2 separate regions of the Homo sapiens genome follow, and region 2 is linked to region 1. The links are chromatin loops, found by intact Hi-C in ENCODE. Cell type or tissue: IMR-90. All regions are shown on one strand. Each heading gives the region's core, and the rest is flanking DNA. Links, peaks and the distances in the headings are about the cores only.

What was found. A loop is a pair of places that touch in the nucleus more often than their neighbours do. Peaks named below come from ENCODE experiments on the same cell type or tissue, not always from the same donor. Only the 100,000 strongest peaks of a DNase experiment are listed, where the experiment ranks them.
Region 2: it touches region 1 in a loop (2.0-fold over the local background); 5 of 110 quality-filtered maps call a loop at or near these places.

What each region holds. Positions count from the first base shown.
Region 1 is chr1:167,291,318-167,294,243 of GRCh38, reverse strand. All of the region lies in intron 1 of POU2F1 (POU class 2 homeobox 1), which reads right to left. LOC124900412 (a long non-coding RNA gene) reads right to left here. Exons shown (of 2, transcript XR_007066718.1): 2 at 1-2,926. Among named protein-coding and RNA genes, the nearest start is that of POU2F1, 72 kb to the right of the region's middle. In IMR-90, for the core only: no CTCF peak of the experiment used is centred there; no DNase peak of the experiment used is centred there.
Region 2 is chr1:167,342,613-167,345,538 of GRCh38, reverse strand. All of the region lies in intron 2 of POU2F1 (POU class 2 homeobox 1), which reads right to left. Among named protein-coding and RNA genes, the nearest start is that of POU2F1, 120 kb to the right of the region's middle. In IMR-90, for the core only: no CTCF peak of the experiment used is centred there; a DNase peak (open chromatin) is centred at 1,248.

The sequences.
Region 1 (2,926 bases), core at 338-2,837:
CTGAGTAGCTGGGACCACAGGTGCCCGCCACCACACCTGGCTAATTTTTTTTTTTTTTTTTTTTTTTTTTTGTATTTTAGTAGAGACGGGGTTTCACTGAGATCAGGATGGTCTTGATCTCCTGACCTTGTGATCCGCCCGCCTCGGCCTCCCAAAGTGCTGGGATTACAGGCGTGAGCCACCATAGTCATGAATTCTTTGCCTAGGCCAATGTCAGAAGAGGTTTTCCAAGGTTATCTTCTAGTTCCAGTTTTGAGTCTTAGATTTAAGTCTTTGATCCATCTTGAATTGACTTTTGTATAAGGTGAGAGATAGGAATCCAGTTTCATTCTTCTTCATGTGGCTAACCAGTTCTCCCAGCACCATTTATTAAATAGGGTGTCCTTTCCTAATTTACTTTTTTGTATGCTTTATTGAAGATCAGGTTGGTTATACATATTTGGCTTTATTTCTGAGTTCTCTGTCCTGTTCCATTGGTCTACATGCCGACTTTTATACCAGTACCATGTTGCTTTGGTAACTACAGCCTTGTAGTATAACTGGAAATCCCGTAGTGGGTGATGCCTCCAGATTTGTTCTTTTTGTTTACAATTACCTTTGGCTACCTGAGCTCTTTTTTGGTTCCATATGAATTTTAGGATATTTTTCTAATTCCATGAAAAATGATGTTGGTATTTTGATAGGGACTGCATTGAATCTGTCAACTGGCACAATATTGATTCTTCCAGTCCATGAGCATGAGTTGTGCTTCTATTTGTCTGTGTTATCTATGACTTCTTTCAGCAGTGTTTTTTAGTTCTCCTTATAGAGATCTTTCACCTCCTTGGTTAAGTATATTCCTAGGTATTTTATATTTTATTGCAGCTGTTGTAAAGGGGATTGGGTTCTTGATTTGATTCTTGGCTTGGTCATTGGTGTACAGCAGTGCTACTGATTTGTAAACACTGATTTTGTAACCTCAGACTTTACTGAATTTGTTTCTCGAATCTAAGAGTCTTTAGGGTTTTCTAGGCATACAATCACGATAGTCTGACTTCCTCTTTTCCAATTTGGATGCTGTTTATTTCTTTTCTCTTGCGTGACTGCTCTGGCTAGGACTTCTAGGACTATGTTAAATAGAAGGGGTAAAAGTGGGCATTGTCGTCTTGTTATAGTTCTCAGGGGGAATGTTTTCAACTTTTTCCCATAGAGTATGATGTTTGCTGTGGGTTTGTCAGATATGGCTTTACTAATTTAAGGTAAAAGTCCCTTCCATGCCTAGTTTGTTGAGGGTTTTTATCATAAAGGAATACTGGATTTTATCAAATGCTTTTTCTTTGTCTATTGAGACGGTCGTATGGTTTTTGTTTGTAATTCTGTTTATGTGATGTATCACATTTATTGACTTGTGTATGTTAAATCATCCCTGGATCCCTGGGATGAGACCTACTTGATCATGGTGGATTGTCTTTTTTATGTCCTGCTGGATTCAGTTAGCTAGTGTTTCCTTGAGGTTTTCTGAATCTATGTTCATCAGGGATATTGGTCTGTAGTTTTCTTTTTAATTTTTATTTATTTATTATTTCTTGTAGTTTTTTTTTAAATGTTCTTTCCTGGTTTTGGTATCAGAGTGATACTGGCTTCATAGAATGATTTAGGGAGGATTCCCTCTTTCTCAATCTTTTGGAATTGGTACCAATTCTTCTTTAATGTTTGGTAGAATTCAGCTGTGAATCCATCTGGTCCTGGACTTTTTTTGTTGGCAAGTTTTTTTTTTTTTTTAAACTGATTCAATTTTGCTGCTTATCAGTCTGTTCAGGGTTTAATGATGGCAGAAATTTCTAAAGCTTTGCTTGGTGTCCTGCAGAGTAAACCTGGTGTTCAACAACTAACAATAATATTCAAAATGGAAAGTGCAGATAAAAATTCCAAGCAATGAGGAATGGTTTTCTATTATTAAAAATTGCACCAATAAGTAGGGTAAATTTTAGCTAAATCAAACCAAGATCCTATCTTGAACTGGTATACTGGCATTTGTGTCATTTCTCCTTCTGACTTATATAATAGATATCATAATAGAGACAAAAAAGATGGTAACAGAAAACCAAGTCAAAAAAGCATTATCAACTTTATCTATAAAAAGCCTCAACAGCTCTTCCCCCGCCTCACACAGTCTCAAAGCACTGAGACACGGTAATATAAATATTTGTGTACACAGACACACACACACACACACGCACAGATTTTTCTAACATGAATTTGAAAGAAAACAAGTCAGTATAACAGCCATGCCAGATCTCAGGAGCCTCAAGCCAGCAGCACTCCTACAGTACATGGTAGCCAGAATTCATTTTGCTACTAGAGACAAAAGAGAGCACCTACAGTGTTGTTACTCTAATAATATTTCCCTGCCTCTGACTGTTTAGGAGGCTAAATGAGGCTATTAAAATTCTCTTGCTAAGCTTTAATATGCTAGTAAATAGATATTATTTTCATATTGGAAAACTTCAACAATATGCTGACATACTGTAAAAGGAAATGTTATACTTAATGTGAGGAAAGCACCTAGCACCTCCCTGCACTCTGAAAAATTAAAACCTTAAAAAATGTGTTTTTCCTTTATTATAGACTACCCCCTAGAATCTCCTTTAACTTAGAGAACATCAGCATCCAGACATTTTACCATACTCTCTGGATCCCTTCTTACAAATATATCACTTGTTTGTACTAAAATAATCCCAATACTAAGTGAAAAATTAGGTTACAGGCCACAAAAGAAAATAAAAGTGGAACAATTAATCATAACAAATAATCAGCTGTGCAAACCACCACTGAACCTTTCCCAGGGTTTTTCCTTATCACTTCACAAAAATAGCTTAAGCACCGCTGTCCTATATCATTAGATTTAGAATCAAATCTAACATAAAAGGCAACCTTTATCTCTTCT
Region 2 (2,926 bases), core at 125-2,624, 52 kb before region 1:
TGATGTCAGCCTTCCTAACTTGGATTATGACACTTTGCTACAAATCCTGCTGATAGTGTTTATTTTAATCCTAGACTTGTTTATTGCATTCTATTCCCAGTTTTGTTTTCCCTGTATCACAAGGAAATCCCTAATTGACTGTTCCTAATCCTCTCTAGACTGCTTTCTTACATTCCCTTCTACCTGAAAACTTACTATCTGAATCTGTCTTTATCTCCTTTACTCTCCCATTTCTCACCTAAAAAACAACAAAAAAAGGAATCTTCTACTTTAGGCTACTTCAGCCACCACGTGCTCTGAAACCCAACACCTCCCCTCTCCTCAAAAATGGATCCCTGACTCATCTGTTCTTTCTTATTTATTTATTTTACTTTAAGTTCCGGGATACATAGAACATGCAGGCTTGTTACATAAGTACACGTGTACCACGGTGGTTTGCTGCACCTATTGACCCGTCCTCTAAGTTCCCTCCCCTCACCCTCACCCCTGGTATGTGATGTTCCCCTCCCTGTGTCCATGTGTTCCCACTGTTCAACTCCCACTTATGAGTGAGAAAATGTGGTGTTTCGTTTTCTGTTTCTGTGTTAGTTTGCTGAGGATGACGGCTTCCAACTTCATCAATGTCCCTGCAAAGGACACGATCTCATTCCTTTTTATGGCTGCATCATCTGTTCTTTCTTTGCCACTCCCCTCCTACACTGGCTCTTTTCCCTTAGCATCTAAACATATTCAAATTGCTTCACTAGGAGGCCCTTCTAACGTCCCCTCCCATTCTTTCCTTCTCTATCATCCTCCCCTTCCTCCTAATAGATAGCTAACACTGATAGTGAATGGACTGTGCCACATACCTACTTGCTTTCCGTGTATACAACAAGACTATGAGATGGATTATTATTTATCTCCATCTTACAGCTAAGAAAAACTCTAACATGAAAAAAGTAACTTGCCTAAGGTAACACAACTAGCAAGTGAAAGGAGCAAGATATGAATCCATGGGGTTTGATTTCAGGGTCTGAGCTCTTAACCACTATGATACATATATATAGCCCCATATAGAGCTTCCATGAAAAGAGTTGCTTACATTTATCATTCCCTTTACACAACCATTCACTTTCTTAACCACAGCAATTTCTTTCCAAACCACTTAACTAAAATCTTTAAAAGGCCCACAGTAACTAATTGTCAAATTCAAGGGTCACATTTTAAGGCTCCTATGGCAGGACTTGACCACACTAAATGCTAACTCCATGAGCTCACTGGTCTGATTCACATCTGATCTCCATGGTTGTTATTTCTTAGTCTACTTAAGCACTGTCCAATAGAACTTTCTGTGATAATGGAAATGTTCTATTATATGTACTGGCCAATATGGTAGTCACTAACTACACGTGGCTACTGAACACTAGAAATGTGGTTAGTATGATTGAGGAATTGAATTTTTAATTTAATTTAATTTAATTTAAATTTAAAGAGCCACATGCAGTCAGTGTCCATCCTATTCGACAACAAAGGCATGGGCTCCTCTTCCTCTACCAGCCCTTTCAACACCTTAGAAGAGCTCCGTCCTTGGTCCTCTTGGCTGATTCCACTCTCCTCCCCGTAGCATTTCCCTGTTAAAGACTCTTACACCTCTCCTCAGGAACCTATCTCTATCTTCAATTGCCCACATCTTCACCTGCAAGCACCACAAGGCACCCCAAGTACAACATTTTCAGTGCTGAAATGTTTCATCATCTCATTGTCAAGTCTACTCCCCAACAGTACAGTTCCTACTCAGAGAATGCTACCACATCTCTCCCAGCCCCGAGGCAAATACAAGTATTCATTTTAAATTACTCCCTTTCCTTCCTTCAAAAAAAAAAAAAAAAAAAAAAAAAAAAAAAAAAAAAAAAAAAAAAAAAAAAAATTGACCCCTGGCTTCTATTGCCATTGCTCTATGCCAGGATGTTATATAATGGATCTAATTGAAAGAATAATGTAGTCTAGTTTTTGGCTTCAAGCAAGATGTAAAGTATAACATGGCTGGAAAATTCTTTTATACCAAAAATTCTTTAATATCTGTTAGGAAAAAAAATGAAAAAAGTAACATGAAATAAAACTAAGCTGCTCTCTAAGGGAGAAAATTATAGACAATCTCTAATAATCTGTACTGAAAACAGCATTTTAGAAACAAACCCTCTCTTTAATGTTCTCAATTTCTATTAGTAATGAACAAAAATGGATACTACCTTTAAAATTCTAAATTTGTTACTGGGTTACCTCATGGCAAAAAGATCAATTGCTTATTCAGTCATTTAACAAAAGTATAATCTTAATTCAGATGTCACTTCCTATTCGCACAGCTTCAGTAATTATAGCGCCCTTCTCCCCCTTGACCCCCACCCCTGACCTAAAGTTTTAAAATCCCCATGTGCACCAGTGGGCAGAGCCAGGGCAAGTTTCTCAATACGTACTGATCAGAATCTTGTAGAAGCCATATCCTGTAACTGACATCTATTAAATCAAACACTAGAGGGAGGTCTATCTTTCCTACAGGTGTTTGGTATTTGCTTCTAAACCACCAAGATCCTTCACTGAGCTCCTGAGGCTCTCTGGAAATGCTTCAGCCACTTTCAATGACCCACTAATTAAAAATTAGCTATAAAGGTACTCCAAACAAAATTAGTATTTCTACTCTCAGGCTTATAAGAGCAGCTTGGCCAGGGCAGAATGTAGTCTACACAATAAAATATGTAATAAATTTTAAAATAATAATAAAAGCAGTAAGAATATTAAAAATGGCCTCTGGATAAACGTAAGTTCAAAAGGAAAATAATCCTTAAGTGTCTGAAATTTGCAAATGCTCCATTCTGGTTTAACAAGAACTATATTGAGGTCTATTTTGAGGCTTTTCTGGAAAACACTGGTATTTTATCTGGAAATTATT